Linked DNA regions of Homo sapiens: region 2 is linked to region 1. Evidence: chromatin loops called from intact Hi-C (ENCODE). Cell type or tissue: Caco-2. All regions are shown on one strand. Links, peaks and the distances in the headings refer to the core of each region. The heading gives the core; the rest is flanking DNA.

The links. Hi-C counts contacts between places; a loop is a spot of excess contacts. Peaks named below come from ENCODE experiments on the same cell type or tissue, not always from the same donor. Only the 100,000 strongest peaks of a DNase experiment are listed, where the experiment ranks them.
Region 2: a loop joins it to region 1, with 3 times the contacts of the local background. A loop is called at or near these places in 3 of 110 quality-filtered maps.

What each region holds. Positions count from the first base shown.
Region 1 is chr4:172,594,535-172,599,927 of GRCh38, reverse strand. All of the region lies in intron 5 of GALNTL6 (polypeptide N-acetylgalactosaminyltransferase like 6), which reads right to left. Among named protein-coding and RNA genes, the nearest start is that of GALNTL6-AS1, 130 kb to the left of the region's middle. In Caco-2, for the core only: no CTCF peak of the experiment used is centred there; no DNase peak of the experiment used is centred there.
Region 2 is chr4:172,813,670-172,819,062 of GRCh38, reverse strand. It overlaps GALNTL6 (polypeptide N-acetylgalactosaminyltransferase like 6), which reads right to left. Exons shown (of 13, transcript NM_001034845.3): 7 at 5,340-5,393. Among named protein-coding and RNA genes, the nearest start is that of GALNTL6-AS1, 89 kb to the right of the region's middle. In Caco-2, for the core only: no CTCF peak of the experiment used is centred there; a DNase peak (open chromatin) is centred at 3,082; H3K4me3 peaks cover 464 bases.

The DNA of each region.
Region 1 (5,393 bases), core at 120-5,119:
CTTTTTTGCTGTTGTTTTTTTAAAGGCACATTATACACTCTCATCAGCTGGCAATCTGGATGAGAGTGGGGGAATCCATTATAAGCAATGTGACTAAGTAGCATTTTCTATGACTCGTTGGTACAAAAGTCATTGAAGGTTTTCCCCTTACTTTTAATGTCAAAAAACGCAATGACTTTTGCACCAACCTACATCTTAGTGATGTCATGGCTCAGACGTAGCACACCAGCACTTCTGAGACCGGCAGAGTTAATGATCCTCCTTGGCACAATATATAACTGCCAGGTGGTAGAGTTATAGCAAATTTTACTTAAGAGAAATAATGAAAATGGTAAGAAATTTTTTCCTTTCTCAAAAAGATAAAGCCATACCTTTAAATCGTTAAGGGCATCATGTAATTGGGTTAATATTTAGATTATTAGAACCAGTGGCTGTTTGTTAATAACAACTGGCAAGTAGGGTCTCAGATTTTATTCTTAACTCAGCAATACATTAAAATATTTTTCCCAAGTTAGACCAATCAAGTCGTTTTTTTCTTTATTTTTGGCATATGAGAGTCCTTTTTAAATGCCCCCCATGATCATAGTTGTACATTTTTAACAGTTATACATAACGACAAAATGAGGTTTTCAAATATGTATTAATTACATAAAATCTATAAGCCTTTATAGAGGAGCAGGACATACTTGGTCTGATAACATATACAGAGTCACAGATTCATTGCAACTAGCATACTGGCTTTCTAGACCTGCATGCGCATTTATTTGATGTACACAGGATTAAGAAACCACATGAATAGTTTTAAAGGAATAATTTCTAGAACTTCAAACTCTATATGTACTTACTTTCTTCAGTCAATCTGCCTAGGAATGTACTGCAGCTGACAGGCTCTCCTTTCCAATTTCTCCTTCCCATACCTTTCTCCTACTTTATGAAGGAAAGACTCGTTTCCTCCATAATCTTACTATGATACATTTTCCTGGAAGAGAAGAAACTTCTGGTACAAACTGTACCAGTTTGTTCTTTCTGAACAAGAAAGAAATAAAGAACAATTTGAAATATTGATGATATAGTTGATAAAGTGAGTGGCATTAATTACTGGGTAACATTTATGCTGCAAATAATAGAATAAATGTCAAGTCTCACAAAATATTTTATAAGGATAATGGAATCAAAGTGTGAGTTCAAGGAGAAGAAATATCATAACATTTCTGACTGTTTCAAAAAGAATTTGTTTATGTGTTTGGATGATAGGTACCAAAATTGCATGATTTAAAACTTTTAAAATCCATCATGGAACTGTAGACGTAAATTTAGAAATGTTTGTAGAGCAAAGGCATGAATGAGGGGTGGGAGGGAGAGGGTTTATTTGTTAATTGCTCCTTTCTATTAGTCTTACAACTGGAAATGTCAAACTGGCACTGGGCTCTGCAACTGGTCTTCTGGATATTTATGGTTGTAATCAAGAGCCTGGCATGTACTGATACATTTCATGACATGTTTCTAATGGCAGTTATCTCGAAGGTCCTCATTATATTTTGCTGTTATGAATGAGCCACTTGGCATTTAAGAAGCAAGAAATAATTATGAGAGGTATGCAGAGGTCACTCGCCTCAAACTTCTAAAGAAAAATGACAGGTTCTCTTATTTGATTTTCCAAGAAAAAAAATCACTGCCAATATGTTTGGATCATGTATTTTAGGATTTTGCTGTGTTTTCAGATACTGCACACAGAAAAGGCAGATGGCCTATGTATAATAAAGAAGCTTTTTAAGTTGTTGTTGATCAAATTATATATTGTGCAGCCAGAGATCATTTTGTCATGCAATAAGACCAGGGAATTTGCCTTAGGTTCCTAAATACCAAAGGTGGTGATGTCGTGACAGATCCAGTTATTTGACAGTGGAAGAAAATGCCATGGATAGAGAAGATCTGAAGCAGCAGAATTCTCTCTAATATTCACAATTGAAATCTGAGCCAAATATCTTACCTTAAAAAAAAAAAAAGAAATGAAAAGGCAGAAGCATTCAAACTAGGACTCTGTCTGCCTGGGGCTTTTTCAAATTTTGTGGAGGAAGGACTCTTAGAACAATAGTGAATAAGCATATACTTTTTGTGTGATTTAATGTCCCCACACTCAAATAATCCTATTGATGTTGCCAGTATTTTCTGAATATATGCTGGGAGTCTTCAAAGTCCTCTCTAAATGCTAGAATGTATTGACAACAAATTAAACTTGGCTGAATGTAGAGATTTTCTCATTATGAAGTCTCTAAGGATATGGAATGTCAGTCACTGGTCTATTTAGATTATCAAATCCTACCTGACTAGAATTTCACTTCTTAGAAAACTCAAACTCTAGCATTTACTGTAATTGTTACATACCTCTCCCCACAGCAAAATAATGTAGACTCTTTTCTACATATGGCAAAGCAAAAATAACTATTATTTAATGACACAAAAGATGCTGAGCCTGAAGTATTTCCTAACGTATTTCTCCAGTGGTTAGTAAGAAACAAGAAAAATAACTATCTATATTAACCCAAGTGTAGAGAAAACAAAGATTTTAATTAGTGAGAGTATCATATCACAGGCTCCACTATAGTAATTTGATAGAATGCAATTTATAGAATCAAATGAAAAGTAATCATGTTATAATAAAGACAGTAGAATAGGGCGTGCAGAGAACTGAGGCAGTGTCATATCCAATTGATGTCCCCTGGGTAGCAAATCCATTAGTTTTGTGACTCCAGCTCATAAGAATGCATGCTAATGGGGCAATATTTAAGGACATTAATTACATCTGGCAATATTTGGATAGCTAATATTCTCACTTATATTGTTAAATAATAGGATTTATGTAACCAATTAATTTTTGGAGTTTTCATGCAAGGTTAAAAGAATGTAATTTTGCTATTTATACATTTCCCTCAAATTACTGTATTTTCCTTTTACAAAAGAACCATTTCAGTGTTAATATGCCTGATTTTAAAATCCTTGATTCAGTGATAAATATGTAAATGTCTCCTTGTCTAGAATTACTCAAGTGAATAAAAAATTCTACATAGTAAGTTTGAATAATGATATCCTATATATATTCATTTGCTTTTCCCAAAACTGATAGTGTGTAAGTCTATAAAATATACATGTATATATGTGTATATACAATATTGTACAAACAAGAAAGTGAAATAATACTGTCCTTAGATTAAACTATTGCAATTTTAAAATTGAAGTGTTTTATAGAGTGAAATTTAGTATAATTAAAGAGAAACAGAGTGTTTGTAAAGAGAGTGTTGTTTTCTGTTAACTACACAGGATCACAGAACCTGAGAGTCTTCAATGATTATTCATGCAGGCTCTGAATAAACATTTGAATTCAGGTGTAAACAACTCCTAGGATAGAAAAATAAATCATTCTTTTGGGTGAAACCCCTTCTTGATCTTGGTCACACTTTTTTTTTTTTCTTTTTTTTTTTTTGAGAGACAATGTCTCCCTCTGTTGCCCAGGCAGGAGCGTGGTGGTATGATCACAGCACACGGCAACCTCTGCCTCCCGGGCTCAAGCAATTCTCCCACCTCCCAAGTAGCAGGGACTACAGGCCACCACGCCTAGCTAACTTTTTGTATTTTATGTAGAGATGGGGTTTCACCATGTTGCCTAGGCTGGTCTCAAACTCCTGAGCTCAAGTGATTCATCTGTCTCAACCTCCCAAAGTGCTGGGATTACAGGCATAAGCCACCACACCTGGCCAGTCACACTCTTTAACACATTCTATTATATTTACATAACTCTTAAATAGCATCATCCAGGATTCAAGAAAATGTTAAGGAATAAATTAGTAAAAAGAAAAGTCGTATTTAAAATGTAATAGTAATTCTTTCAAAAACTGCATAACACTTATATGTTTATATATTTATATGTTTTTATATATGTATATGTTTTATATAAGTTTATATGCTTATTTTTCAAGTATAGGTCCTAAAATTATTTGATCTGCAACTGTACTTACAAAGTTGGATACTTAGATATATTTGTCCCTCTTAAGTGTTCTCCCATTTGATTTGGACAATTGTTCCAATTTGTCAGGGCTTTTTTGGATCCCAAGTTTGTCATTCAGTGTTAACTGGTCCAGGGATAAATTATTTGTAATTTTCAGAAGCATGTTATCTATTAATTCTTTTATATCCAAGATAATAATGCTGATTAGAATAAGGTGATACTCTGATGAAATTGGAAAAAAAATAGTTTGCCATTGAAATTACTCATCACCGAAGGCATTTGTGAATTTCACTTTGTTACCTTCCCCTCATTTATTCTATTAACCCTAAGATATACTTTAAATATAACAATACGTAAGATTTCTCTCATTAACAATGTTAGAATGTTTCCCTCTATTGCTCTGGATTAGAGGAATATATGGGTGGAAAGTGTTTAAGTAAAATATTTTTATTGTGATCTCTCTTAACACTAGATGGGTTCAATAGCTTCTATTCATGTGCCTGAGTATAAAGCATTATTGTGATATCAGGATATCCAGAGATTGGAGTTAGAAGAAGAAGATAAGCCTAGTTCGTAATGACTCAGGTCTCTTAAAATTCTCACTTAAAAGGTATTAAAATAGGTATTTCTAACACTATTCTATGATGTTTTAAAAGCACTCTCCTTGTAATATTTTTTTTACTCAAACCCACAAATACTCCAGTTGCAATGAACTAAATGTTTGTGCTCCCCCACAAATTCATATGTTGAAATCCTAACCTCCAATGTGATGATATTAGGAGGTAGAGCTTTTAGGAGATAATTAGATCATGGAGGTGAAACTCTCATGAATGGGATTAGTGCACTTATAAAAGAGACCCAAAAAGTTCTCTACTCCTCTTCTTCTCATGTAAGGATATAAGAAGATGGTAGTCTGCAACCTGGAAGAGGGCCCTCATCAGAACTCAACCACGGGGCCACCCTGACCTCTTATTCTTAACCTCTAAAAATGTGAGAACTACAGTTCTGTTGTTTATAAGCCATTCAGCCTATGGTACTTTGTTATAGCAGCTAGAACAGACTGAGACATCCAATAAGGATATTTCCCAAGAGGCATAATTATATAGGCATGTTTAGATTTGTACTATAAATACAATTTTTAAAAATCGGACAGTACTAAATTGGACAACATTAAAACATAATATAAAAACATGCTTTTAAAAATAAGTATGTGTTGAGATCCTTTTTCAAATTAAAATTATTCTTTAATATGTAAGAGGATATACTAAATAAAATAGGACTGTGAAAAAGGCATAAAATTGAAATGTATAATATTCTGGAACTTATGTCGAGAGTAAATGTGTTTTTTAAAAAACAAGATATAACTATGATTTAACATTTGCATTGAAAA
Region 2 (5,393 bases), core at 70-5,069, 220 kb before region 1:
TCTGAAGTGCCTAACTTGAGGTCCTTGGCAATGGGTCACGGCTATTGCTATCCATGCCTAGGGACATTTGAAGGCTAGATATTGGCCCTGGATGAGGAATTACTGAATTCAAACTGATATGTCTGTGGAACATAGTGGTTTCTGAGAGAATAAAATGGATGATTGTGGCCAAGTGCGGTGGCTCATGCCTGTAATCCCAACACTTTGGGAGGCTAAGGCGGGCAGATCATGAGGTCAGGAGTTCAAGACCAGCCTGACCAACATGGCAAAACCCTGTCTCTACTAAAAATCCAAAAATTAGCCAGGCATGGTGGCGTGCTCCTGTAATCTCAGCTACTCAGGAGGCTGAGGCAGGAGAATCACTTGAACCCAGGAGGCAGAGGTTGCAGTGAGCCGAGATTGTCCCACTGCACTCCAACCTGGGTGACAGAGTGAGACTTTGTCTCCAAAAAAAAGGATGATTTTAGCCTGTGAATTTCCCCGCTGCTGTATATATGTATTTATTTTAAGCATTTTGGAAATTGATGTATACCATAGATGGAAAATAGAGAATGTCAGTTCTCACTAATAAGTCTAGGCAAGAATTCCATTGATGGTGATTAAAACTCTTAGTTCTAGAAGTCTTTAAGGAATTGTGAAGCTCTATCTGAGGAAGACTGGCAGTGCAAAAATAATTTCTCCACAATCACAAAGACAGAATAGAGGTGGATTCTGAAAAATATAATCAACTTGCAAAATTGAATAAACTGCTGAATCGATTATTTCTATTTAGCAAAAGGAAGCATGATAGCTAGGAACCTGCATAAATTCTCTAGAAATTAACTTGATTTTTATAGTTGACAGAGTCATGTATTAGGGCCTGGGTACCTGATATACTGGATGGACTATTTCATGCTGCCCTTGGAGACAAGTTGGAGAAACGTTGGCAGCAGTGAAGTGAATTTACATGTATTGAACCATTACATCAACGAGTGTGAACTTTTACAAGATTCTAGTAGACCTGGAAAACATGGTGATAGAACTGAAAATATGTAGCCTGGAAAAGAAAAATGTTTTGTTGTTTTCCCTCTTGGGCAGTATAGGCATGGCAACTATTCTCAAATATTTCTAATAGCTCTGTCATTAAAGACCAATTAGATATTCCTCGTATCTCAAGTAGGACAATTTGGGATCAGGAAGGCAGAATTTTCTTCATACAAGGGAAAACATTTCTGTCAATAAGTCTAACAGAAACGACTATCTTTTGAGGTAGGAAATTTACTTTAAAGATGAGTTACTGCAGAGGTTGGATGCCTGTCTTGGACATTGTTTAGTGGTTGCTCACATTGAAGGGAATTTGGACAAGATAATTTCTTAGGGCCCACTCTAAACTTTTAGAAAGCAAATGAACATCTTTCTCTTTGTCATCATGGCTGAAGGAGCATATTATGTTTTGTCACACAGAAAAGTCTTTCATTGCTAAGTGCCCTGAATTCAAGATGGACCAGTCATGAGAAAACCTTCTAAAAGCCATGAATAACAAGAATTTCCTCAAAGCATTACATCATGATAAAAGCCACCAGAAAGAGGGAACATTCTGGTTTCTTCCTTAATAATAACCCAAAATATTTCTTGTTTATTTTAATTCAACTTTTTTTTTTTGCAATAGGGTCTCACCCAGGTTGAATGCAGTGGTGTGATCATGGCTCACTGAAACCTCAACTTCTTAGGCTTAGGTGATCCTCCCACCTCAGCTTCCCAAGTAGCTGGGACTACAGGCGTGCACCACCATGCCCCACTATATATGTATATATTTTTTTCGTAGAGACAGGGTTTTGCTATGTTGCCCAGGCTCGTCTCAAACTCCTGGGCTCAAGCAATCTGCCTGCCTTGGTCTCCCAAAGTGCTGGGATTACAGGTGTGAGTGACTGTTCCTGGCCCCAAAATATTTCTTCCTTTCTTTTTTTTTTTTTTTTTGGAGACGGAGTCTGGCTGTTTCTCAGGCTGAAGTACAGTGGTGCAATCTCTGCTCACTGCAACCTCTGCCTCCCGGGTTCAAGCAATTCTCCTGCCTCAGCCTCCTAAGTAGCTTGGGACTACAGGCACCCACCACCATGCCCGGCTAATTGTTGTATTTTTAGTAAAGGCGGGGTTTCACTGTATTGAACAGGCTGGTCTTGAACTCCTGACCTCAAATGATCCACCCACTTCAGCCTCCCAAAATGCTGGGAATACAGGCGCGGCCACCGTGCCCAGCCAAAATATTTCTTAAATGTATCCAATCCAACAGGAATTATGACCACCATATAATAATTTGAATCATGAATGCTGCCTTTTCTCTTATATTCTAGTAGCAGTTTGTTGAAAAACAGGATCCCTTTGTAAATATCAGTAAATATTTTCTTAATGCTCAAAGTTATCCATGAGTTTTCCTTTTCTAGTCAGATTGTTGAAGGCCTTGATTCCTAGTTTAGAAAGTTGGTACATGATGACCACTTTGACTGTGTAGTCTATGTGAAGAAATACAGTTTATACCACATCAGGTTCATATATGCCTTATAACTGAAATTGAATATTTGAGAAATGACACTTATACCTACCCATTAGTATAACATTCTAAAATTTTCAATTGAATTCAATCCAATTAATTAATAATTAAATACTGTTAATGCCCCACTAATTTCACAGAATTTTCAGGTTGGAAAACACTGCTATAATCACTGCTATAATAGTCACTGAAAATTCAAGTAATGGCAGAATAAATTAGATAATTCAAATCTTGTCACTTAAGACATTTGATAAACTTGCTACAGAAAGATAATTTTTGCATCCTTATTGTATGAAAAATACTGGGGTTTGAGATACGTTTGCACATTCTTCTTTGTTTCCCTTCTTCCTAGCCTTTCAGCCTCCTCTCCCTGTCTTCCCACAGAAAACCATACACTTTGGCGGCAGCCTCTTGAAATGTGGAAGACTATAAGAAAGCTGTATAGATAGACTGCCTTCGTTCTGTGTACCTTAAAGCTTTACAGCTAGAGAAGCAAGTTTTAGCCTAAAGCTTGTCTGTTTATGAGCACATTCAGGTGACTGCCGTGATAATGAAATTGCCGATACGCTGCTCAGAGCTGCTTGGGTAACCATTCTTTTATTATCAGGAAGGCAAACACGGTTTATAAGATCAAAGTGGACACCTCCTGCAAGTTACATTTATTACAAGAGGCTAAAGTGTCCACATTCCTAGGAATCAATAAGACTTAAGGCAGAAAGATAGTAATATGCAATAGATGAATGCAAATTTTGACAGTTCAACAACCACCTACGTAGGGGACAGAAACAAGAGGTAACCTAGTTCTGAAAGTTACCAATTCTGCCAGCTCTGTGGTTAAGCAAGGTGCTTGATATTGTAATAGCCATAGTCAGAGTCAGCCTGACAAAAATGTTGACTGTCAGTGCAGGCACTGAGAATACTTTTATAACTGTCTCCACTGCAGATTCCTCTGACGGCATTTTGATCCTACTGTTTCAGGAAGCAGGACCCCTACTCTGCTATCACAGTGCAAATAAAGTAAAGGTCATTATAACCAGTCACTATCACGGTATTTGGAAAGCCAGCCTGGGTGAGTTCTAGCCCTTAAAATGTGTACTTTCACATCATAGCGGCCGAACTGTGGCTCTTCTGCTGTGGGCCAGCACCTAATAACAGTTCTACCACGGTTAAGGCCCTTTTGTACTCCTCTCCACACGCATGTTTTAAAAATTTTTACATTTAAAACGTTTTAAATTTATTTTCTTTTCTCATCTATATTTTAAACTGACATATAAAAGTTGTATATATTTATGATGTACAACATGATGTTTTGAAATACGTACATATTGTCGAATGGCTAAATCAAGCTAATTAACATATGCATCACCTCACAACCTTGTCACTCGTCCCACCTTAAGCCCCTCTGTCAAGACTTTCAGATGGTTGCCTTCAGAGAAGTCTGAAGAACATCTCTCAGCTAAGCTCACTTCAAATGCTTATTAGAAACACTTTGCTTAGATTACTAAAAAGATTTTCTAGTAGTTTTGAATACCCATGAAATTTTGGCCAAAGCATTTGAGGAAGTAACAAAGGTCCTTTATTATTTCTTTTCAAAAACTCTCCAGTAAGTATCACGTCAAAAGAGGCTGAACTCCAGAAGCTCTGGATATTTAATGAGAGCGCTTCATTTTACAAAAGAAACGACTTCTCTCGCGTGGTATCAGGCTAACGTCTTCTGAAATTCCCTTTGCTTCCCCAGGAGTTCATTTTTCTAAAGACTAGAAGTGTAGGAAATATTTTCCTGATCATTATGAAATGTTGATTGTAATTTAAACTGTTAGTGTCAAGGAAGTGGTTTTCGTACTCAGTAGCTTCTTTACTGCAAACTTTTATGGCCCATATTATTGATGAAAAGACGATATTTTTAATGCATTTTAAATGGACTCAGAGTGTGCAAAGCCTTGATCACAGACATTTTTCTTGTACTAAGAAAAACATATATAATAGTTTTAAAATAACAATTTTAATGATATCAAAGGGTGCAGTATAAGGAATAGATATATAGTATACCTTGGATAATCTCTGGGCTAACTGTTGGAAAAAGTTTACCATTCACTATGAAAGGTCTTGATAGTCTGTCAAACTAAACTATACATATTTTTTCTTTTTCTTTAAATGCATACTTCTTATGTCCACACTGAAAAAACAGGATGTCGTTTGGTAGAAATTAATCATTAGATCATTGCTGTACATTCTTCTCTGTACAGGATGTACTTAAATTAGGGGCAGGATTATCAAAGATAATTGACTCTGGGTATATCACTTTGATTGAATTCCCCATGTTTCAGTTGTGGGAACACCTGCTTAGGAGCACGCTTCCGTTATAGGTACACAATTTCAACAGGGTATAGAAAGTAGGCTTAAACACTGGTTCATATTTTATATCAATTTCTAATAAAAGAAAAACAAAATAGTTGTTTTCAGTAATCCTTTAGGGAAAAGTCAAAAGAACAGAAACAACTGAAAATAAGAAAGCATCTAAGAAGGGAACATGCCTTCCTTTTCTATGTATTTTCTGTTTATGCATTTTCCTGGTTCTTTCATCTGTACAGTTTCATGCTTAGCAAAGTTTAAGAAGGGGTGTTCCATGAATTCGATACAGCTTGTAATTTTCTACAGGGTGTAGGTCTGACCTTTCTGTGATGTTTTGCATATTGTTGCCGCCTGTTTTATTCCATTTTGTTAGAGATAATTGTCTTCTTGAGCCCAGGTTTAACACTGCAATGAGTTACCTGCCCTCACCCCCTCGGCCCCTCCCTTGGCTGCTACTCACTCAAAAGGGTCGCTGGGATCTGCCCTCTGGAGCTCTGGAGGGATGGGGATTCTT